Linked DNA regions of Homo sapiens: region 1 is linked to region 2. Evidence: chromatin loops called from intact Hi-C (ENCODE). Cell type or tissue: PC-9. All regions are shown on one strand. Links, peaks and the distances in the headings refer to the core of each region. The heading gives the core; the rest is flanking DNA.

Region 1 (12,212 bases), core at 2,490-10,489, 160 kb before region 2:
GTGTATGTGTGTGTGTTTGTATTTTATATAAAATGGCAATGATTTTCACTTCTACTTGTTTTAACCTATGCAGATTCTATACTTTTTTGTCAGCTCAGTGATACATTTAAAATGATAGCGTTTTCTCTTTTTTTAAATTTTAATTTACAGGGCCATGCTAGTCTTCTCTGTATTGTTCCAATTTTAGTATATGTGCTGCCAAAGTGAGCACTTTTTAAATATTTTATCTAGCATTTTTAGTTGTTTTCAGCACAAGCGTCATTCAAGGAATCTAATCTTCTGTACAGGTGGTCAATGACTTTCTTGTTAAATCCAATCGACTTTTCTTAGTCCTTATCCCTTCTTTTTCCTGAAATGTACTCTTCCCTGGCTTCCATGAGCCCACACTCCTAGACAGTCTCTTATTGCATTGATTTTATTAAGCAATTATTTACTGTAGTTATTTGAATAAATGATGCTCTCCTACTCCTTTATTGTAAATTCTTTGAGAATAGAACTTTTATCTTAATCATGTATATAGTGCTCAATATTGTGCTAATTCATTCAATCAACCAATATTTATTGAACATGTTCTATCTGCCAGGACTGTTCAGGGACTGTGTAACAAAATTGCCAAGGCATTTAAGGTCCCTCCTGTCCTGGACCTTAAATTTGTTAGGGCACATTGTAGGTATTCAAAAAAGTGCTAAAATGAATGATACAATGAAGAGTAGCAAGAGCAAAGAAGAAAAGAGGGAAACTGTCAGCCACAAAAGAAGATAAGGTTATGTTTAGAAGAATGGCAATAAAAATGGCCTCAAGAGAAAGTGTTACAATTAGCTGCCTAAGGTGAGTATTCTAGAACCAAATCTAGGTTTAGAGTGTCAGATAGTGCCCACGATGAGAATAAGCTGGCTTAACTGGAGTAGGGAAATTTAGAAATAGGAAGCTAAACAATCTCCAACTGCTTTTGAATATCTTGCTTTTTATTACAGCTCTGCTATGTGTACATACCTCATTTAAGGGCATTGACAAATAAGTGAAGCTGAAGACAATGATTGTAAGAAGTACATTTCATCATTCTCCTTCTCCAAGCTTCTCCCTCAAAGGACAGAGAACTGTTCTCCCTCTCTCTCTGCATTTCAAATCCCTCTTTTATTACTTCTTCAAACATTTACACTTCTGCCTCTCACTTACGTGTGTCTTCTCAATTTCTATCTCTAGGTTCTCTGGGGTTATCTTTGTTTCTTCTCTGTATTTTTCTATTTATATTCCCTTCACTTTTTTCCTTCCTGTCACTCCTATGCCTTTATGTGTCTTGGTAAACTCTTTAAGCGTAGGTATTGAAAGTTCAATTCTTGACATTTTCACTTCTTACATTCTTCTTCAGTGATCATAGCCAGTTTCATGATTTAAACTAGCAATTCTATGTGGCTGAATTCCAGATCTGACTTTCTAGCTCTAACCTTTCTTTCTCTTTTGTCAATCTAGTCAACTACCTCATCAACAGTTTATGAATGCCTGCCATATTGGTTGAATTTCAATGTTCTATGTAACATCATAAAAGTTCACAGCATATGAAGGTTCTTACCAACATTTACTAGGTAGATGGCTCTTGACTTTGTGCTATGTATCTTGCTGACAAAGGCTAGCATTTTCATAATCTGCATTCCTGTCCCCCACAAATCACCACACGGAATTTGAAAAATAAACATCAGTGGCCTTAAAAAGTGCTTTGTTTAAATAAAAATTCTTAAGAATTTAAGCCTTTACTTACTTTGTGTTTGTTTTGGTCTATGATGCTTTGGCTTTCATAAAAAACCCCTAAAGGAATAGTATGATTCTTAAAGTTATTCTGTTGATATGTATAGTGTGCACTGCAAAGCAGAATTTATTAAAGTGAAAAAGAACAAGCTTTTGGTAAATGAGCTCTGTTTTAAGATTAGCACTCTAAATGTGATATTTATTCATTGTAAATATGAAATTACAGAGAAATAATAAGAGAAGATTGACCCCATGTCCTAAAAATGCTAAAATATTGAAATAAACTTTCCTGACTAGTAGATATATGCACTAAACCAAAACCACTCTATAACTCAGGTTTCAACACCTGGTTATTCCTTAAAATGCTACGAAGATAAAACGGAAATCTGTCAACTAAAACTTCATAGACTTTCAAAACTGTTTGCAGTAACCTTCGGAAATAGGAAAGTAAAACAAGTTTCTGGTAAATAAGTAAATTTATTAAATTTGGCAATTGGTCATTTGACTAGTTGATTCTTGACAAACTGACTTGTGTTAAAAGATAAGCTTAGGGCCGTTACAATTTTAAAGAGTCTATTTGAGCAGACAGCAATTCATGAATCAGGTAGCACCAAATCACAAGCAGTTTGGGCTTCACCAAGGAGGCATGAAGAGAGACATGGGGGTTCATGAAAGCAAGACAAAGAAACTATTTTACTGTTTAAGGTGGAGAGTCTCTAGTTGGAGGTTAGTTGAAGGTTTTTGATTGGTACAGCTCCCAATTAGAGCTTTGTTGGCAGTTTCTGATTGGTTGAGTTACTCTGAGTTGGGTTTCAGTTTGCTTATGTAGGAACCCAGAATGCAGCCTAATGGCCTCCTAATTTTTTTAACATCTATAAAAACAGGCAGATAGAGGTAGGCCATCCTGTTTAGCTTCCCTAAACCACCTTGGATCACAGAATTAGATGAGGTTCGGAAAGCTGCTAGAGAGGATTCGCCATGGCCAAGGGATGCAATGGATAGCTCTGTGTCAAGGGCTGTAGTCTGGCTAGGGCCAAATGGGAGTCAAACCCAAACATGTAGTGGGCTTACGGCACCAGTGAGAGCCAAGGTGAGACAGTCTCAGCTAAGCAGTCACTAATGGCCAGTGACTAAGGCAGTGAAAAGCCAACCCACTACTGACACCAGGTTCAGTCTTTAAGGGTAAAAGTCAGCAGGGCAAGTATACAGCCAGAAAGAGCACAGACATTTCTCCAAAGACCAGAGATAACAGAGGGGAGTTCAAGGAGAGCACCTGAGCCTGAGGATTTCACCTTCATGGCAATGCTGAGAGGCTGATGAAGCTGCACACCCCTTTTCCATATACCCACGTGCTGCCTTGAGGAGAAAATTAGGGGAATGCATGAGCCACTTGAGAGACCAAATATTTTTATCAGAGAGGCACTAAACAGAACCTACAAGTACTATTTAAATTATCAGAGTGAACTAAGACTTAAGAGAGATTAGATATTTACACTTCTTCCCTCAGTTACAAATTGGAACTTCAGGTATTAGGAAGCCAGATTAATCACAAATGAAATAAAGAAATTATATTTCTCATTACATATCCAAATTGTAGTATGAGGTAAAATTTGTGATCTTGCTGTGTTTATTGTTCAAATACTCTATATCATTTATTTTTTATCTTCTTGATCTGTCAAAAACAGAATGTTAAGTAATTCCATTACATTTATGTTTCTATCAATTTATCCCATATGACTAATAATTTTTGCTTTATCCCTTTAAGTATTACTTTATTTATAAAATACAGCTTTATTATTATCACCATCATTATGCCTATCATTTATATAAGATAATCATTCTGGTCAAACTTGCTTTTTGCTTAAAATTTTACTTTGTTAGTATATTGCCACTCCTAACTTTCAGTTTATTTGTTCTTTCTTTACTTTAAAATGTTGTGTGGCGTTTTGCTTAAGATATGTCTCCTGTAAACAGCATATGGTGTTTTGTTTGTTTGTTTGTTTTTTAGATCGAGTCTCACTCTGTCACCCAGGCTGGGGTACAATGGCGTGATCTCAGCTCACTGAAACCTCTGCCTCCTGGGTTCAGGAGATTCTCCTGCCTCAGCCTCCCAAGTAGGTAGGATTGCAGGCATGCATCACCATGCCCAGCTAATTTTTCTATTTTTACTTGAGATGGGGTTTCACCATGTTGGCCAGGCTGGTCTTGAACTCCTGACCCCAAGTGATCTGCCCCCCTTGGCCTCCCAAAGTGCCGGGATTACAGGTATGAGCCACCATGCCCGGCCTGTTTTGGTTTAACTTAATACTAGAACAAAGTATTAGACATTTTTCACTCTCCCTATGTTCGTTAAAAACATTACCATGCTTTTATTTTCCCAGTCCATTCTGGGTCTTTGTTAACATAATCTGGGATTTCTATACTCAGACAATATTGCCAAAACATCATCATAGCTTATATTTTAAGGGCTTTTCCTTTCCAAGTTATTTTTCTTATTTCATATTTTTATAGTTTACATTTCTTATTTTTATATATCTTTTATAGCTATACTTACAATTAGATATCTATATTTAAATGGTTTTAAAACTAACTGCCATTTTTTACAAGGCTAACAGTTTCTTGTGTTTTTCAGTTTTTAGTCTGCTAGAGTTTATATATTGTTTTTTAATTTGAGGTAGGTTACATGGGTGATATGATAAATTGCTGAACTCTGAACTCTTGCATAAGACACAATAATTTTCTGTTGCCTTTACACAAGAATAACAAGCTGGGTGGATATAAAATCATTTGCTTACAACTCTTCTCCCTTAAAATCTATGGAGAGTCATCAGTCTCTTCTATCACTTGAGCTACAAAGCAACCTGAAGACAAACTGATCGTGTGTGTGTGTGTGTGTAACTTTTTCTGACTGGATGCTTTGTGAGCTGTCTTGATAGTTTAAAATGAACAATCTCTCTCCATTGATATTCTCTGCTATTCAGTAATTAGTATTCCCACTACCTATTCCTATTTTCAGTTCAAGCATATAATGGAATTTAATTTTGATTATTGCAAATTTAGAGTTTGGGTTGTTTACTTTCTGTCACCTCATCATTTTTATTCCGTGACCTTGTTACTGGTGCCCTGGGTTCTTGAGCTCTCCCATGATAGAAATCAAGAGAGATCACCAAACATAGCAACAAAAGAGTTTTATTCAGCTTGCGCACAAGGGAGTCAGCACTGAAAGGAAAGGGGAATGGGTTAATCCCTGAGGATAGTGTGTGGGTATGTTTTATAGGGCCTTTCTACAGGGAAGGATTACATCAGGGCATGTATATAAGTCTTTCTAGCATTTGTGCAGTGGCTCAACATACTTCTTCATACATTGTATGCATCCTCAGTATTATAAATCTCTACCCCAGGCAAGATTTTTAGCATTAAAAGGAGGAAGGGGTTGAAGTGTCTCCAGATCCCTGAGGAAGTCCCTAGCCCCCTCCATTAAGAACTTGCATTTGATAACTTCTTGGATCTTTTGTTACTGATTGGCTGAGAGTTAGGTAAGCTAGAGCTTGAGTAAGGGGCTTTTGCTCTCTTCCTCCAGTTCATATTCAAACAGGAAACCAACCAACCTGCTTTTCTCAACCTTATCTTCTGCATTCTGGGAAATTGTTTCCAGTTTATCATGAAAATTACTAATTGAACATTTTACAATGTTAATCTTGCTCCTTACCATCTCCAATGAAGACTTTAATTCTGATACTCTATTTTTGCTTTCCTGGAAAGTTGCTCATTTTGGTTAACTCACCATCTCAGTCTGCTGAATGTGTATCTTCAGCATTGCTTCATAGAGCCCATGTATTTTTGCATCTTAATGAAGAAAAGTGCATATTTTCTATAGGTTGTTTCTGTTTTGCAAAGAAAAGCCACTGCATGCTCTTAACTCTGAACTTTCATAATAATTTTCGTAGGCTGTATCCTTTCTCCCTCCCAACACAGAGCTATTAGGGTACATTATTTATTTGTTGGTTGAAGGGTACATAGAATGTTATCCCTCTCACTATCCACTTGGGTGTTCCAAGATTTTCTTTCTTACCTAGACCTCATTTAGAGATGGCCATGAATGTCCTAAGCCAGTGTGTAGTATGGCTATGCTGGACTAAAGTGGGATCTCTTATGTCTGTAATTGCTGGATGGGAATTTATTTTTAAAAATCTGAAGTACTCTGCAATGCAATTTATGAAAATGATGGTACCCTGCAAATATATTGCTCCCAGTGCTGTAAGAAGGCTGTATACCCATATTGATTCTCCTTTACTCTCTACAGTCCTCTATATTGAGACTTGTATTCCCTGAATGTGGGATGTGAAATAGTGGAAAGCAGAGTTGGCTACCTAATTTGCAGGGCCCAGTGCAAAATGAAAATATGGGGCCCCTTAAAATAAAGGTGTTGTTAAAGGTAGTAATATATAAGCATTTCCCTTTCTTCTGCAGTCTCTCTTTGGACCTATCATGCTGGTTTTTTAAATTTGCTATTGAATGTCACACACCTTTGGGCACAGGTACATTTGCTGGACAAGTGCAGACCCTCACAGGTGCCTGTGCCCACCCTGCAGTCCACTGCCACAATAATGCACCCTGTCCTGGCTGGGGGTGGGAAAGCCAATCTCCTCTTCCCATGTGTCTGCCTTCCCAACCCAGAGCAATGGGTAACTACCCAGAGATTACAACCTGTCAGAGCTGCTCAGTACCTGGATTGGGGTGAGTGAGCAGCTCACCCCAGCCAATCCCCACCTAATGCACCACAGCACTATCAGCCTGGGGCAAAATACCTCCTGCCATGCCTTACCCAATATGCCCTTGGGCAACATGCCCAACCTCAACCTCTGTGAATTTGTGCCCAGGCCCCTGCCAGGGGAGGAAGCTGGCAGTGGTCACCAGGCAGGAGTGGGGAGAAAGAAGCTGGGTGGCACTTTGGGAGCCGAGGGGGGCAGATCACGAGGTCAGGAGATCGAGACCATCCTGGCTAACATGGTGAAACCCGGTCTCCACTAAAAATACAAAAAATTAGCCAGGTGTGGTTGCGCACACCTGTAGTCCCAGCTACTCAGGAGGCCTAGGCAGGAGAATCGCCTGAACCCGGGAGGCGGAGGTTGCAGTGAGCCAAGATCACGCCACTGCACTCCAGCCTGGGTGACAGAGTGAGACTCCGTTTCAAAAAAAAAAAAAGGTGGGTGGGATCTGTAGTGACAAAGGTCGCAGAGCTGGCAGCTGAGAGCCGGTCCTAAGAGGCAAGAGAAGGGACCACGTACACCTAGGCCTCAAGCCCCAGTGTGTGTTCCATTGCCCCATCAGACTTCACTTTCCAACCTCTTTTAAATGATTTACAAATCTACTTATTTTAAAAAGCTGTCCAGACCTTTTGTGTTTTTCTGTGCCTGCAAGGACATTTTACTAAGTTAACATAATGCACAGATAATTCTTTGCCTGATGATATTTTCACTCACAATGTTACTTAGACCTTAAGAAAGGTAAAGAAGACTCCTTCCTTTCAACAACTCTGTACTGGTGTATCCAGCACCATGAAGCTCTGAGGCCTCCTCTATTCACTGAAACAGGAGAGCAGACAGGTAGAGTATAAGGAAGTGGAGAACAAGTTTGTTTGTTTTTCTAATAGCTGACTCTAGAATTCTTTTAAGATGACTGTCTGTTAAGGAAAAAAGTCTTTTCTAAGCTGCCCGGGGTAGAGGGTGAGATACAAAGGTTACTTGCACAAGCGCTAAAAGTTGCTTGCTTGCTAAATTGAAGTGCGTGAAACAAAGAGGAATTTGTCTTGCTGAAAGCGGGAGTGAAAATGCATAATGGAGAGGGATTCTCCCTGAGATGACGGAAGGCTCTACGCTCTGGGTGGTCTTTCTATCTCTGGGAGATCCAAATTTATAGAATGTGGGATAATTTTTTTTTCTGAGGTGAAAATACAGAATCTTAAAAATAATAGCCAACACACTTCTCATTCCCAGTAATTCTTGTCCTATAGCTTGACTGCTTCAGGGAAAACACAAATAATGGTGAGAACAAAGAAGTCTTTGCTTAGCTTTGACTTTCAAAGTAGACCAAAGGCAAAAAAAAAAAAAAAAAAAAAAAGAGTGCAGTAGAAACAATAATCTGGAAAGCAAGGTTTTCACTTGCAAGAGCCAGGCTATTTCGGAAAGGAAAGGAAAAAAAAAAAAAGATTTGTGATTCTGAGAAGCTAAGAAACTACTAAGGACTGAAGGGGTTCAGGTCATGCCACCCAAAAACATGCCACTTCGGCATAAGGATTATTTGAGCTGAAGGCAACTGAGAATCAACAGATGCAGGAAGTGTCCTCTGCTCTCCTCTCGTTTGCCTAAAAGTAGGGAACACATTTTCCTTGTGAAAGTATTGTCCTATAACAGAACTTAGGTCTGGCTATTCACAGTTTGAAAAGCCAGATACATGAGATGCCAAGTGTGGTGAAAGGAAAGCAGTTTTAATAAAATGCTAGCAGTTGAGGACATGTCCGGACTCGAGTCTCAAAATGATAACTCAAATTTTAAGGCTGACTGAAGGGGTTTATAAAAGGGAAACCTGGTGTGGGAAACACGCAGGAATCGTATAGAGTACAGGTCTGCATGTCTTGTTCCGATGGCTATCTTGAGTTACTGTCCACCTGGAGTACTAGCTGGTCCCATGTCGACTGTGACCAGGTTGTAGATTAACCACCTTGAGGTAATCTGCAGCTGGGTCTCCAGGCCTGGGCTGTTTCAAGATTAGCCCCTGGAATTTCTTTTCTTTTTTTTTTTTTTTTTGCCCTGTCCCCCAGGCTGGAGTGCAGTGGTGCGATCTCAGCTCGGCTCACTGCAAGATCTACCTCCCGGGTTCATGCCATTCTCCTGCCTCAGCCTCCAGAGCAGCTGGGACTACAGGCGCCCGCCACCACGCCCAGCTAATTTTTTTTTTTTTTTGTATTTTTAGTAGAGACAGGGTTTCACGGTGTTAGCCAGGATGGTCTTGATCTCCAGTGATCTGCCCACCTCGGCCTCCCAAAGTGCTAGGATTATAGGCGTGAGTCACCGCGCCCGGCCAGCCCCTGGAATTTCTAAGCAAGCATACAGTTAGATAAGCATGTATAAGTTGGTCATAAGGTCATGGTATAAGGCAGTGTCCAGGGGGAAGGAGAGAAAAAAAAAGGAAAAAAACCTTTTAAATACACTTTAAGGCTAGTGGGAAGGCTTTAAAATACATTTTAAAGCTGACACTCTTGGTTACAACTCCCCACTGTCAAGTTCCATTTCATTTCTATGGAAAGGGGGTGATGTGCTCCATCTAGGTACTTCCTGCTGAAACGGGGTGCAGTTAAGGTGCAGTGGAATGGAACCTCACCACTTGGAGTGGAAAATATTTGTGAGTCCATGGGCTTAAGGAAGAGATCTGCTAGAGCATCATGGTGAGTGTGTAACTGCAATAGAGTCTACAGCAGCAGAATAAACCTAGCCCTATAATCATGGCTAAAATTATGAGCAACTTTTTTTCACCAAGAGGGGCCTGATCCAAACCATGAGGAGAGCCACTGACTTAGGACATTGTGGGATAAGACATAGCATTAATTTGCTTATGCATGTCTCATAGGGCTGAGGATTTGTTTCCAGAATTATCTAGGATGTACACATACCACTCAGTCTTAATTATAGTGCACATTCTCCCCTATCAATCGTGCTTGGAGGTCCTGTGGGAATATGACAACATGTTGGCTGAACTTACATATTTAACAGGTTGCAGGAGGGGCTAGGAATATTCATGAAGGTGGTCCTGACCCATGTGCATTCAACAAATATGCATGTAACATATGACCCATGTTATTTTGTGGTGGAGACTTAATATTTAAACGTATTACAATTAGGTCCTATACATTAAAAGGTCTTTTCAGGGCAGAAAGGCACGCAAGTGTGCAATTTCTGTAAACCAGCTAGAACTAGCCCATAGTCCGTGGTCTTCTATCAGGTGAAAATTATTAAAGTCAGTCTCGTGTTAATTAAATCTGTAGTTATGGCTGATGGAACAGGGGCTGGGGGCCAGTGAGTTTGAGGCCAGTGCTTGTCTAACTGTTAGGGAAAAAGAAAACCCTTGTAGCAGCTAGAACACAGCTTACTATTTTTTTTTTTTTTTTTTTTTTGAGACGGAGCCTTGCTCTGTCACCCAGGCTGGAGTGCAGTGGCGCGATCTCGGGTCACTGCAAGCTCCGCTTCCTGGGTTCATGCCATTCTCCTGCCTCAGCCTCCAGAGTAGCTGGGACTACAGGCGCCCGCCACCACACCCGGCTTTTTGTATTTTTTTTTTTTTGTAGAGACGGGGTTTCACTGTGTTAGCCAAGATGATCTCGATCTCCTGACCTCGTGATCCACCGGCCTCGGCCTCCCAAAGTGCTGGGATTACAGGCGTGAGCCACCGCACCCGGCCAGCTTACTCTTTAAGTGTAGGCATGTATCACTTAACCCCTGCCTGCATGGTCTTAGGTCCTGTTTATAATTTGGTATTTTGTTGTTACAAGAGTCGGTTTTGTCGGTCTTATAATCTCTATTTTAATGTTAGTGGTGGTCACTTGTGCCTAAATTCCAAAGGGCGGGGGGTGGGCACAATGAGGTGTGTCCAATGCCCACTTCCTGCCATACCCTGATAGATTTTCAGGGTTTTGGGGATCCCGTTTGGCCAAGAGCGGGTCCATTCAGTCTGTCGGGAGGCTTAGGATTTTATTTTTTTAGTTCATATTCCTTTTATGGTCAACATATGCCAGAGGCACTATCGATATAAACAAGTCAATTTTGTAACCTGGTTTTTTGGCTTTTGGTTTTGGTCTCTTATGTTGCTTAATTAAAGGAGTTTTCTGAGCGCCTGCCCACCTCCATTCCCATTTGGCCTAAAACATTGAATTGGCTGTAAGTCTTCTGACTCTAAATCCCTTGGCCATAGGGGTCCCACTGAGGAACGTGATGGACCCAGGGCAGCCAGCCACACCACCCCTGGCATCGATATGGGACAAAAGAAAAGCTTGGCCATCGATAATGCCTCTGGGGTTTAGGGAGCTTCTAAGTCGGTGAACACATCCACGTGCTAGAAGGATGGTACATCCCAACTCCAAAGGGATAAAGCCTGCACTCAGGACCCTTCTAGACCTCCCCCTATGTATCGCTTGTTCATTTGTATCCTTTAGAATAAACTACTAGTAAGTGTAGCATTTTCCTGGGTTCTATGAGTCATTCTAGTAAATTATCAAGTCTGAGGAAGTATTGGGAGAATGCCTGACTAATCTGGGGGCCTAATACTTGCAACTGGCATCAGAAATGAGGGCAATCTTGTAGGACTGAGCCCTTGAATCTGTGGAATCTGATCCTAATTCTGGGTAGTTAGTGTCAGAATTGTAGGACACATAGTTGATGTCAGAGAGTTAGAGAAGTGTTGTTGGAAAAGATACCATTTATTTGGTGTCAGGAGGGAAAAAAGCTCTCAGGCCCCTGCCAAACTTTAACACTGTTACTTCTAATTGCACCTTACTCGCATCACATTGCAATTCTATTAGTCTGTTACTAGAACATGACCTGCACTCTTGATTTTCACGTGACACCCCCTATTCTATCACAAACACAACTAATTACTTCATGGACAACATTACTTGTGATGAAAAGCCTTCCCAGATTCTTATAAGAATTTATCTTTCTCTCATACTTTAATGTATCTTTAATAATGGCACTTTCACAGTCTATTTTGTGTTAGTGGGGGCAAGAAATGCACAAAGAACTAAAAAACTTTTTATCATATGAGGGACATTCTACAAAATACCTGACCACTTTTCCTCAAAACTGTCAAGATCATCATGTCCAGACAATCAAAAACGAGGAAATTCTAAGAAACTAGTACAGCCAAGAGGAGCCTAAGAACACACAATGACTAAACATAATGTAGTATCCTGGCTGGATGCCTGGAACAGGACACCAGGTTCAAACCAAGGAACTCTGAATAAAATACAGATAAACAAAAACCCATTGTGGATAATATAAATAAACAGGAAAAACAACTGTTCTTGAACAATCTAAAAACTTACCAGAATTAATTTACATACAAATCATTAGAAGTATGGCCAGTAAAACCACTATTTGACTACATTTTGTTAGCTCTTCAATTTATATATATTTACATATATACTATATATATATACATATATACTACATATATATTTACATATATACTACATATATAATTTTTTTTTGAGACGGAGTCTTGCTCTGTCACCCAGGCTGCAGTGCAGTGGCACGGTCTCGGCTCACTGCAACCTCTGCCTCCCGGGTTCAAGCGATTCTCCTGCCTCAGCCTCCCGAGTAGCTGGGACTACAGGCACCCGCCACCACGCCTGGCTAATTTTTTGTATTTTTAGTAGAGACAGGGTTTCACGTGTTAGCCAGGATGGTCTTGATTTCCTG
Region 2 (12,212 bases), core at 2,402-10,401:
TTACTCAAGAGTAATCTTGAAAATGGCTATTGACCCTTTAAACTCCTTGCAGCATCATTCAGTGATGACAAGTAGAAAATTTAGGTATATACACACAAAAATAAATATATTGAGGCATGTTTATTAGGTATTCACAGAATTCAGTGGCAAATTTTTATTCCCAACATTATATGTGGGAGTATGTGTGTGCACTTATGTAATAATCTCCAGAATTATTATCTCAACCCTGTGTCTACCTTCTACTTGCACAGCTATCTTTTATTTTCTCCGACAAGGTTACTATGGAGATTCAATCTTGGGGAAACAGGATTCTGCTCTGCCCTCTGTTACGAATCAGCTTTGTGACTTTAAGAAAGTCACACAATTTTTCTAACCCTCTATTTTCTACTAGGTGATATGTGAATTTCTTTTGAGCGTTTAGATTTTTATATGATTTTATTTTTCTACAAGTTTTATCATTAATTTACTTATTTGGTAAATGTATTAAATTACCAAATATTTTTTGAGTACATACTGTATGCCAGCAGGCAGTATCCCAGATGTCAGCCAAACAACATGGTTCATGCCTTTGGGGAAGAAGGCTCCTTATGTAATTACTGAATTACAGTTGTGATAAGTGCTGCAGTGGTGTTAATAATAGAGATGCTAACTGTGCTGACTATGAATGTCTATGCCCGAGAACTAGCTTGTATTTCATTCAAACTTACCTAACTCTGAACTCTCCCCATTTTAGTGCATTCCGCAGACCCCAAGCTCTCTTCATCTCTTTCTTCTGGTTTTGATAACTTCTTAACTAGTTTCCCCTCTTTGATAACTTCTTAACTAGTTTCCCCTCTTTGGTCTCACCAACCCAAATCCAAATCCACACTGCATTATGTTTAAAATATAAAATTAGCCGGTCATGGTGGCGGGTGCCTGTAATCCCAGCTACTCGGGAGGCTGAGGCAGAGAATTGCATGAACCCAGGAGGCGGAGGTTGCAGTGAGCCAAGATCACGCCATTACACTCCAGCCTGGGCGACAGAGCGAGAGTCTGTCTCAAAAAAATTAAAAATTAAAAAATAAATCAGGTGACTTTTGGTTCCTGGTCTAGCATTTAAGGAGCTTGGAATCACCACTCGTTCCTAACAACAAGTAAAAAGCTGAACAAACTGAAAAATCAACAACACTTCTTAGATTTGGAAGAGTGTTGAGGTCACAGGAAAAACAAGTGCCCCAAAATTGGTCAGACAGACAGGCAGATACAGAGAATCACTATTTGCCCCAGTGGAAACCAGCAAGGAAGGGTAGAACAACCTGAACTGTAATTGACAAATTGCTGGAAGCTCCCGGTGGATAAGTCTGTCAGTTAACTCTAGGGCCACTGAGTCATCTGGAGAACTCCATAATTTTGGGAGTTTTGCCTCCTGAAACTCTACCCGATTCTCACAGTGAATACTGGAGAAAAATCCCTTCATGCTTCTGACATGGGGAGGAGAAAAGGAACCAATTTGAAATATACTAGAGCATTTTGCTCTTAAAGGGTTGCCTTCGAGGAAAGCTATTTAACCAGAGCCTAACCTGCCAGGGATTTCTCAGGGCCTAACTGACCTGGGGGAAGGAAAATACCCAATTCCAGCCCCATCCAGTCATCCTGTCCCATGTATGGGTAGGAAAAACTGAGAATCACTTGTGAAGTTTACAGTTGAGGGGCACAGGCTCACTAAAAGACAGACCTAATCATGGGGCTGTAGAACTCTTCCCCTCTCCTAGTACCTTGACATCACATTATTAAAGGCCAATTTACAGCAGTTCCCTTTACCCAGTACATCATGTCCAGCCATCATGAAAAAAATCACAAAGCAGACTAAAAGAAACAAAAACATAGGTTAAAGTGGCAGAGCAAGCATCAAAATCAGACTTGGATAAGGCAGGGATGTTGGAATTATCATACTATGATTTAAAACAATAGGATAAGGGCCCTAATGGATAAAGTAGACAGAATGCAAGAACAGAAGGGATTGTAAGCAGAGAGATGGAAATTCTAAGAAAGAACCAAAAGCAATGCTAGAAATCAAAATTACTGAAACAGAAATGAAGAATGCATTTAAAGGGCTCATTAGTAGGCTGGTCATGGCTGAGGAAAGAATTTCTGAGCTTGAGGGCATTTCAATAGAAACCTCCAAAACTGAAAAGTGAAGAGAAAAAATACTGAAAAACATGGAATAGAATATCCAATTACTGTGGTATAATTGTAAAAGATATAACATACACATAATTAGAATCCCAGAAGTAGAAGAAATAGAGAAAGGAACAGAAGAAATATTTGAAACAATAATGACTGAGAATTTCCATTCACTAAACCAGAGATCCAATAAGCTCAGAGAATACCAAGCAAGATAAATGACAAAAAAAAAAAAAAAAATTATGCCTAGGCTTGTCATTTCAAACTGCAGAAGATCAAAAGTTCTGAAAGAAGCCAGAAGAATAAAACACTTTACCTATAGAGGAGCAAAGAGGTAAGCTCTACATCTGACTTCTCTGAAACAATGCATGCAAGAAGAGTGTGGATAAAATATTTAAAGTGTTGAGAGACAATCCTTAAAGTAGAACGTTGTACCCTATAAAATTATACCCAAAAGTGAAGGAGGCCAGGCACGGTGGCTCACGCCTGTAATCCCAGTACTTTGGGAGGTCAAGGCAGGTGGATCACCTGAAGTCAGGAGTTCGAGACCATGCTGGCTGATGTGGTGAAACCCCATTTCTACCAAAAAATACAAAAATTAGCCAGGTGTGATGGTGCACACCTGTAGTCCCAGCTACTTGGGAGGCTAAGGCACAAGAATCTCTTGAACTGGGAGGCAGAGGCTGCAGTGAGCCAAGATCACACCACTGCACTCCAGCCTAGGCAACAGAGTGAGACTCTGTTCTCCCCCCCAAAAAAAAGTGAAGGAGGGGCTGGGTGCAGTGGCTCACACCTGTAATCCTAGCACTTTGGGAGGCCAAAGTAGGTGGGTCACTTGAGGTCAGGAGTTTGAGACCAGCCTGGCCAACATGGTGATACCCTGTCTCTACTAAAATACCAAAATTAGCCAGGCGTGGTGGCACGCACCTGTAGTCCCAGCTACTCAGGAGGCTGAGGCAGGAGAGTTGCTTGAACCTGGGAGGTAGAGGTTGCAGTGAGGCGAGATCGCACCACTGCAATCCAGCCTGAGCAACAGAGCAAGACTCTGTCTCAAAAAAAAAAAAAAAAAAAAGTGAAGGAGAAGCAGAAACTTTTTCAGACAAACAAAAATTGAGGGAATTTGTTGACAGTAGACCTGCTTTGCAAGAAATGTTAAAAATTCTTAGGGAGAAGGAAAATGGTGTAAGTCAGAAACTTGGATCTACATAAAGAAAGGAAGAGCATCAGAAGGAATGAGTTAGGGTAAAAAAAAATATTTTTCTTATCTAATGGATAACAGTTTATTCAAAATAATAATAGTAACAATATATTTAATTATGTATATATATGTGTTTATGTATGCTCACGTATAAATGACATGAATGACACAAATGATACAAGCAGCAAAGAAATAGGATTATTGTTATTGAAGGAGATGTAGAAAAGTTTTGAACTGTGGCAGCAGTCTGGTCTTCTAAATTTGATATGTGTAAATTAAAGTTTTCTTTATATTCTCATTATGTTAGGGTTTCAACTAGTTTCCTTTTCCTTGCAGTAATTTGATATTAAAAATAGTAGAAGTGTTCCAGGAGCGGTGGCTCATGCCTGTAATCTCAGCAACTCAGAAGGCTGGTGGGAGGATTGCTTGAGGCCAGGATTGCTTGAGACCAGATTGGGCAACACAGTGAGACTCTGTCTCTTAAAAGTAAAGAATAAAACAAAGCTGGGTGTGGTGGTGTGTTCTTATAGTCCCAGCTACTTGGGAGGCTAAGGCAGGAGGTTCTCTTGAGCCAAGGAGTTCAAGGCTGCAATGAGCCATGATCATGCCACTGCATGCTAGCCTGGGTGACAGAGTGAGACCCCAACTTGAAAAATATTTAAAATTCATGTATTTAGCAAAGAAAGGGTCCCAGAGCCATTTTTAAAAAGTCCCAGTCTTTCAGAACAGTTCATTATTTTAATAATTCTAAAAAGTAAATAATAAAAATATACCTAAAAGTCTATGAAGACTGCCAAATACATGCTTGAATGAAAACGAAAAGCATCACTTGAGAGAAGACAGTTTGTTCATTTGTTGTTATCCAAAAGACAGTTACTAAGCCCTAATACAAGGTAGCCTTCTATTAACTAAATTTTCCCTTTGATGACTTTTGTGCCTTTTCTTTTTCTCTTTTTGAGGCAGAGTCTCACTCTGTCGCCCAGGCTGGAGTGCAGTGGCGCGATCTCGGCTCTCTGCAAGCTCCGCCTCCCGGGTTCATGCCATTCTCCTGCCTCATGCCATTCTCCTGCCTCAGCTTCTCCTGCCTACAGGCGCCCGCCACCACGCCCGGCTAATTTTTTGTATTTTTAGTAGAGATGGGGTTTCACCATGTTAGCCAGGATGGTCTTGATCTCCTGACTTCATGATCCACCCGCCTCGGCCTCCCGAAGTGCTGGGATTACAGGCGTGAGCCACTGCACCCGGCCAACTTCTGTGCTTTTTCAAAGAACTAATTTATGGCTTTGATCATTTTTTCCTACTGTGTTATTATTTCCAAGTCATTAATTTCATCTCATTTTTATTATCCCTCTCTTTGGGTTTATTTTTTGGTTCATTTTCTAACGTATTAAGCCATCTGTCCCACAGAGTTTGCTATCTCTTGTTTCATTATCACTGAGTTCTGAAATTTTTTAAAATTTCAATTATGACTTCTTCTTTAACCTCTACGTTATTTAGCAGTGTGTTTTATTCCAAATATATAGTTGTTTACTTTTTGTTAAATTTTAATTTCTTTCTAATTGAAGATCAGTCTATATAATACTCAATTTTTGAAATTTATTAAGGCTAAAATATAGATATATCAGATATGTATTATATAGATATATCAAATATATCATCTATCAAATATATATAGTGTATCTATATATCTGATATATATCTGATTATTATGTATCATATATATATATATCTCTCTCTCTCAGATCATCTCTCTCTTGTTTCCAAGACCTTTATTTAGTGATATTTTCTTTTCCATGGCATTCAAAGCCTTTAATGATTTGGTGCTTGTATAGCCTCATCTCCTCTACTATTTTCCAGGAGCCATCCATAAGAATCTAAAGATGGGCAACCGTAATTATATTATATTAGAGGAATATCTGGGGGCTGAGGTAGATTTTGGAAGTTACTCATTTAAGTTTTATGTCTTTTCATCCAGGTTTTCTCAGATGTAAACAAGGAAGATGAAATATACTTTTTCAAGGGGACTGTCTAGTGCTAAAATTCTAGTAACTGTAATAAGCTTTTCATAATCCTCATACATTCAGCAGATATTTATTGAGTGCCTTCTCTATGACCAGCACTGTTTTATGACTGAAATAGGGTGATGTGATAGCAAGAGGCTGGGTGACCAGTTTTGGTTGGGAATCCAGAGATTGTCTTTTTGTAGAACTGATATCGATGCTGAGATCTAAAGTAGAAGAAGTCAGCCCTACAGAGAGCAGAAATGTGAGCAGGCTAGAAAACACTTCAGAGCATAGGCTTCAGCACTAGACTGACTGGATTCCAGTCCAGGCTCTGGCATTCACTATCTCTATGCCCTAGGACAGTTTTCTCAGCCTTTCTGAGTTTGTTTCCTCCTCTGTAATAAGTAAAGTAATAAGAGCAAAATAATGGTGCCCACATGATAAAGACTGGAGGATTAAATGAATTAAAACATGTAAAGTACCTGTACATAGTATACACTCAGTAAATGTTACCTTTTGTTTTGTTTCCAGGTAGAGAAAATGTTCAGTGCAAAAGTTCAAAGATGAGGATAAGCTTGGCATGTTCCAGAAATAGAATAGATATGTGGTTTTGGAAAATGATAGGAAATTCACTTATATGCATTGTTCACATGTTTCTTCCAATCAGGGTGCCCTTATTTTCCCATCCTGACCTTCTACCTGAACCTGTCTATGAGTTTATCTGGTAGCCATCTTTTAGAGCCAAGCTGCTTGCATTCATCACCTAGGAAGCCTCTCCTGATCATTTCTACACATGAGCTCTTCATCCTGTATTGGCAAACAATCAAGATCCTGGACTTCAGTCCCATCTTTGCCACTGAAAATCTGTGCTGCCTGGACAAGTCACTTTTCTGACCCCAGCTTCGTATATTTAACACAGAAATTATGAAAATTATCCTGGAGTCTTATCTTTTTCTTTTAAATTTTTTATTTCCATAGGTTTTGGGGAAACAGATGGTGTTTGCTTACATGAGTAAGTTCTTTAGTGGTGACTTGTGAGATTTTGTTTTTTTGTGAGATTTTTGAGAAATTGATTTGATTTGATAATCTGAGATGGAAATTATGTGTCTTTTAATGTTAGTTAATACTGTCACTAAAGACTTAATAGCATTCAATGATATGACCTCTTTGGAACATCTTTTAAATTGATGATATTAGTATTTAATTTCCTTACAAATATTTCATACCCCCTTAGTTAAAGTGTATCTCCTTTGATAGAAGAAGCTGGTTGTATTCCTTTATGTGACCCCAAAATCCCTAACAGCGTTATAGGCATTTCTGTTGAAAAATGAATAATAGTTTGAGAATGAATGTGGAGGCAAAATTAATGCCACTCTGTCCTTTAAAAAAAATTCAGGCAATGATTTAAGCTCTTCTGTCTATTTTGTTTAAATACCTATTTTGCTGGATATGGAGAACAGGGCAGGAACATGAAGTAAAAAAAAAGGAAGAAAGTGGGGTGGGAGAAAAGGGGATTAATGGAATAGAAACGTCCAAAACACTTTTGGAAATTATTGTCTATGATTCCCTTGTTATTAAGAAAGAACAGTGTATATCCTCTGGGGCATATAGGGCAGAAAAAAAGATTATGAACAATTGCCAAGTACTCTAAACTGAAAACAAAATCATTGTAGAGTAAGTAATTACTGTATCCCCTCCTGATTCTCGGTCATAGCGAAGAAAGAATTTGAAAGCTTTTTTCAGAGTCAATTTTACCTTGCTACTGATTATATATTTTTGTACTTGCTATGTTGGAAAACAATGGTTGTTTGGCCTCTACTTTTATCCCTAATTGTTTAGAACATAAGTGTTGCAAAGTTGAAACTTTAGAAGGTGTGTTCTGAGCAAACAGGAGGAAAAGTATTTCTTAATCAGATGATGACCTTTGTTTCCAAGTAGGTGATGTGGCCAAGAGTTGAATGCAGTTTTAATAACTAGGATATTCAAGTCCCTGAGGCGGGTGCTTTGTATCAGAGATAATGCAAATAGTTCTTTTTATCTTCTCTTCTTGGCCATTGTACCCAGAGGCTTACCAATCTTCCACATTTAGTCAACAAACCTTTCTAACTACTTGCTAGACTCTGCAAATTATGGCAGGTCTTCTGTGGAAAGGGATAAACAGGAAAAGTCAGTATGACTGTGGACTGTAATTGTGGAAAGTAAACACACACACACTACCACCACAGCCTGTCTCACTCAGCCAGTGTCCTCCACATGGCAGCACTAGGCACTGTTTAAGAGACGTGATACCCGGAAAAACAAGCATGGAACTCCTGGTAATAAACAAGTATCAACTGATTTCATCTCCAAAAGAATTTCCCTTCCTCTCTGTCCCCATTACCAACCTCCTGCCCACAGTGGGAATAACTGAACTGCTGATTAAAGTTTGGTTTATTTGTTTTTCTAATTATGATGGTACAGTGCTTGACCCACTGAGTTTTCTACCCATTGCTCTTGCCGGGCATCTTTTCTGTGTTGTAAGGCACATGGAATTCTCTCTCATTTCTATGATGAGCAAAGATAAGGCTACTCTCCTTAAGCCGCATCCCACAATGGGCTCACATTATAAATTAAGATAAATATGAAGACCCTGAATATATTTGCAGCTACCCACTACAAGAGTTAAAATGTTCCACATGGAACTTACCAATAAACGTGCTCATAAACGAATTTGGTGTATTTTATCTAGACTGCAGATGATCACATATAAAATAATGATTGTCATGGGAAAGCTCTCATTTAAAAAATTAAATAAGATTGTGTAGGGAAATGAGATTATTCATTCACTGACTCTTTAATCAGACTTTAATCAGCAGTTCAGTTATTCTCACCATACTGTGCACCAAATGTATAGTAGATAAATCAGAGAGACGTACTGCCTGCTCTCAGTGAGCTTGTGGAGGAAAACACACAGAAACACTATACAAATAAATAATCATTATAATAATCACAGGTAACAGTGTTTATTGTTATGTCAGGTACTGTTCTAAAGAAATTACATGTACTATCTTATTTCATCCTAATAACAACCCTAGAAGTTAGGTACTATTATTTCACATTTATAAATGAAGAAATAGACCATGTGAGCTAAGTAACTTTCACAATGCATGCGGCTAGTAAAGAGCCAAGATTTGAACCTAGAGAGAAGACTCAGAGCCTGAATTCTTTACATCTATACTATAATTGCAAAGCATAGCAGAGCCTGGGTTAGAGAATATTGAGACCAGGTATCAAGTTCAAGAATACTGAAGAGAAAGGATAACAATTTTCTAGGAGGTTAAATGTCTCCATCCTAGTTTAGTGAGTGGAGTGTTTCATTTTGCATGAGCTAAGCTAGTGACATTTAATTCAATATAACATTTCTGATTTAATTTTATGAACTTATTTTGGTAGTTCATTGGAAGAGGCTATTAATGTGATTCCTCTTAACATAGAATAGAACTATTCTATGGACTATTCTCAGGTCTAAAAATAATGACCATTGTAACTGACTGCCGGGGATTCAACTTTAGTTGAACCTACATCCTAGACTTAATTAATAAGAAAGTAGGTAATAAATGAAATGAAAAAAATAAAATAGCTTTCTGTTGGGCATATTTAGGATAGTCCAACCTCCAGGCAAAAAGGATTAACCATGGTTCTGCTAATGCTTTACTTATTTGGCTATAGCAGGAAAAAGGTCAAAGGTAAGAGAGGACAGGTGAAACTTCAATTTAGTTTAGTTTTTCTGGTGCCAACGCCTAGAACATAGTCCCTGCCATATAGTAGGCTCTCAGTGCATGTTTGTTCAAAGAAGGAATGAGTGAATATGAAGGATCAGTTTTATTTCTAATACTCTGGGAAAAGGAGGGAGGGATGTAGCTCACAAGGGTCTAATGTTTATTTATTTTGGGAAAAGCAATCACCCAGAATTAATCTATATTATACTGTTTTTCTAACTAATTAGAATTTAATAAATAGTCCAGTTTCAAAAATCACATTAGTGGTCAAAAACTACATAACATGTCTTCACCTCATTCCTCCAAAAATTAAAAATAGAACTACCACATGATCCACTTCTGGGTAAATATATCCAAAAGAGTTGAAAGAAGGGTCTCAAAGAGAGATTTGCACACCTGTGTTCATAGCTGCATTACAATAGCCAAGAGATGGTAATAATCCAAGTGTCCATGGATGGATGAATGGGTAAACAAATGTAGTATATACAACCAAGAGAGTATTATTCAGCCTCAAAAAGGAAATCCTGTCACATACTACAACATGGACGAACCTTGCCGACGTTATGCTCAGTGAACTAAGCTAGTCACAAAAAGACAAATACTGTATGACTCCACTTATATGAAGTATCTAAAGTAGTCAGATTCACAGAAACGGTAGAATGGTGGTTAGCAGGGGCTGGGGGAGTGGAAAAAGGAGATATGTTTAATGGATATGGAGTTTAAGTTTGCAAGATGAAAATGTTCTGGAGATCTGTCATACAACGATGTGGATATAAATAAGACTACTGAACTCTACGCTTAAAAATTATTAAGATGGCAAATTTCATCTTGTTTTTTTTTAACTTAAAAAAACTACATATAAGATAGTTTTGCCTGTTTTCAGGTTTCTTTTCAGTGTTTTAGGTATTCAGTATTTAAATCACAAAATTTGTGATTTGAACATTTTTTTCTTCCTTCATGAGATTTTAAGTGGATTGATACTTGCTTTCCATTCTGTCCCGATGTCTGACCTTTGTAATGTAAAGAAGAACATTTTGTTTAATTGAGAGAAGTCTGCTGTGTTCTTGTTGATAGAGGACCATCCTAGAGTTGGGAGTGCTGTCTGCACAGCAACAAACCCAGAGTCTACTTTGGATCACCTTATATAGTTCATGAGTAATCAGCAGATGCCTTTCCTTTCTATGTCTCTCTCTCAGTGAAAGGCACTGTTTCTTCCACTTGGTGAGGAATGGCCTAATGCTCATTGTCTGTAACAGGAATGCTACAGCTGCTCAAATTGTACCATTTATCATATTTGGTAAGGTCTTGCCTTAGTCTTGCCTGTTCAATTATAAAAGGAAAGAAGACGTAAAAGATGTAGAGTTGTACTGTGTGATTTTCCCCCCATTATGTCAGAAGAGGCCTTAAGAAAACTAATACCAGCACACAAATATATCTTTTTAGATTTTCTATTATATATTTTGTCTTATCAAGAAGAGCAGAGTGGGCCGGGCGCGGTATCTCACGCCTGTAATCCCAGCACTTTGGGAGGCCGAGGCGGACGAATCACTTGAGGTCAGGAGTTCGAGACCAGCCCGGCCAATGTGGTGAAACCCTGTCTTTACTAAAAACACAAAAATTAGTTGGGTGCAGTGGTGCGTGCCTGTGATCTTAGCTACTCCAGAGGCTGAGACAGGAGAATCACTTCAACCAGGGATGTGGACGTTGCAGTGAGCCAAGGTAGCACCACTTCACTCCAGCCTGGGTGACAGAGTGAGACTCCAAAAAAAAAAAAAAAAAGAGCAGAGTGTATGTTAGTTTGGTGATTCATTACATGTTAGTTTATGATTCATTATGTGCTAGTGTGGTGATTCATTATGACTAGATGGTGCTGTGTAAAAAAAAAAAAATTTCCAGAAAAATCTAGTTTAATAATTATGCTACCCAGTCCTTAAATCCTATATCAAATACTACCTCCTCTAGGAGGTCTTTCCTAATAATATTTTTTTAATCCCAAAACAACAGACTACCTCCAAAAATACACAATGACCTACCTGCATTAGTTTGTATCTTTCTTATAGAAACATTCTATTAATTATGTTATTTATACCATAATATAAGCTCCTTTAGGGGAGAGGCTATCTTGCCCTTACCCATGGTATTCTCTGAAGTACTTCCCACAGGCAAAGAAAGCAATAAGTGTTTGGTAAATATTTCTTGGACTGAATTGAGCCAGCTGTTTACATATACATTAAGTTAACTCTTCTCATTATTCTCAGCCGTATGAAAGAAATGCAGATCCACTCTGTGACTACATCCTATTGCCTAATCTAACTAGGCAGATTGCAGCTACTTTATGTTGACTGTTCAGAAGTTTTTGCTTGGGTTAAATGAAGTCAAACCTGTTGAGTTTTTTGGCGCATGGGGAGTTGTTTACAACTTTTCTTTTTCTTTAGTGCTATTGTTCAGTGGGACCTGCCTGAGGAGTGTACTGTACCCCAAACTGTTTACACTGAACATTCATTTCTTCAGTGACACACCCATCAGCTGACCTGTTTACACTGGTACTTAAGTAAAGTGGGTGCCTGCAAGCTTGAAACACTCTTAAATTGAGTATAGTATGTTTCAAATAATACAAGTATCTTACCATATTATTTATAAGTTTTAGCAGCAACTAATAGACTGGTCCCTAAAATATATAAACAAGGAGCTATTAAATATAATTGTGGTGGTTTTTAAAAGTCTTTGAAAAGAGACCCTTGTCTTATTACTCCAGGGAAATTTGCAGCCATTCTATAGAGGTATTATCTCATCCCTACTAAAAAGATTTCAAATGGGCTGGGTGCAGTGGCTCATGCCTGTAATCCCAGCACTTTGGGAGGCCGAGGCAGGTGGATCACCTGAGGTCAGGAGTTCGAGACCATCCCGGCCTACATGATGAAACCCCGTCTCTAATAAAAATACAAAAATTCGCTGGGCATGGTGGCAGGTGCCTATAATCCTAGCTACCAGGGAGGCTGAGGCATGAGAATCGCTTGAACCTGGGAGATGGAGGTTGCAGTGAGCTGAGATCACACCACTGCACTCCAGCCTGGGCGACAGAGCGAAACT

The links. Hi-C counts contacts between places; a loop is a spot of excess contacts. Peaks named below come from ENCODE experiments on the same cell type or tissue, not always from the same donor. Only the 100,000 strongest peaks of a DNase experiment are listed, where the experiment ranks them.
Region 1: a loop joins it to region 2, with 14 times the contacts of the local background. A loop is called at or near these places in 1 of 110 quality-filtered maps.

The regions. Positions count from the first base shown.
Region 1 is chr4:89,118,851-89,131,062 of GRCh38, reverse strand. It overlaps the pseudogene RNU6-907P. Among named protein-coding and RNA genes, the nearest start is that of TIGD2, 13 kb to the right of the region's middle. In PC-9, for the core only: no CTCF peak of the experiment used is centred there; DNase peaks (open chromatin) are centred at 7,412 and 8,852; H3K27ac peaks cover 2,577 bases.
Region 2 is chr4:88,963,323-88,975,534 of GRCh38, reverse strand. The region is part of intron 4 of FAM13A (family with sequence similarity 13 member A); the gene reads left to right. Among named protein-coding and RNA genes, the nearest start is that of FAM13A, 88 kb to the left of the region's middle. In PC-9, for the core only: no CTCF peak of the experiment used is centred there; DNase peaks (open chromatin) are centred at 7,274 and 7,534; H3K4me3 peaks cover 1,015 bases; H3K27ac peaks cover 2,753 bases.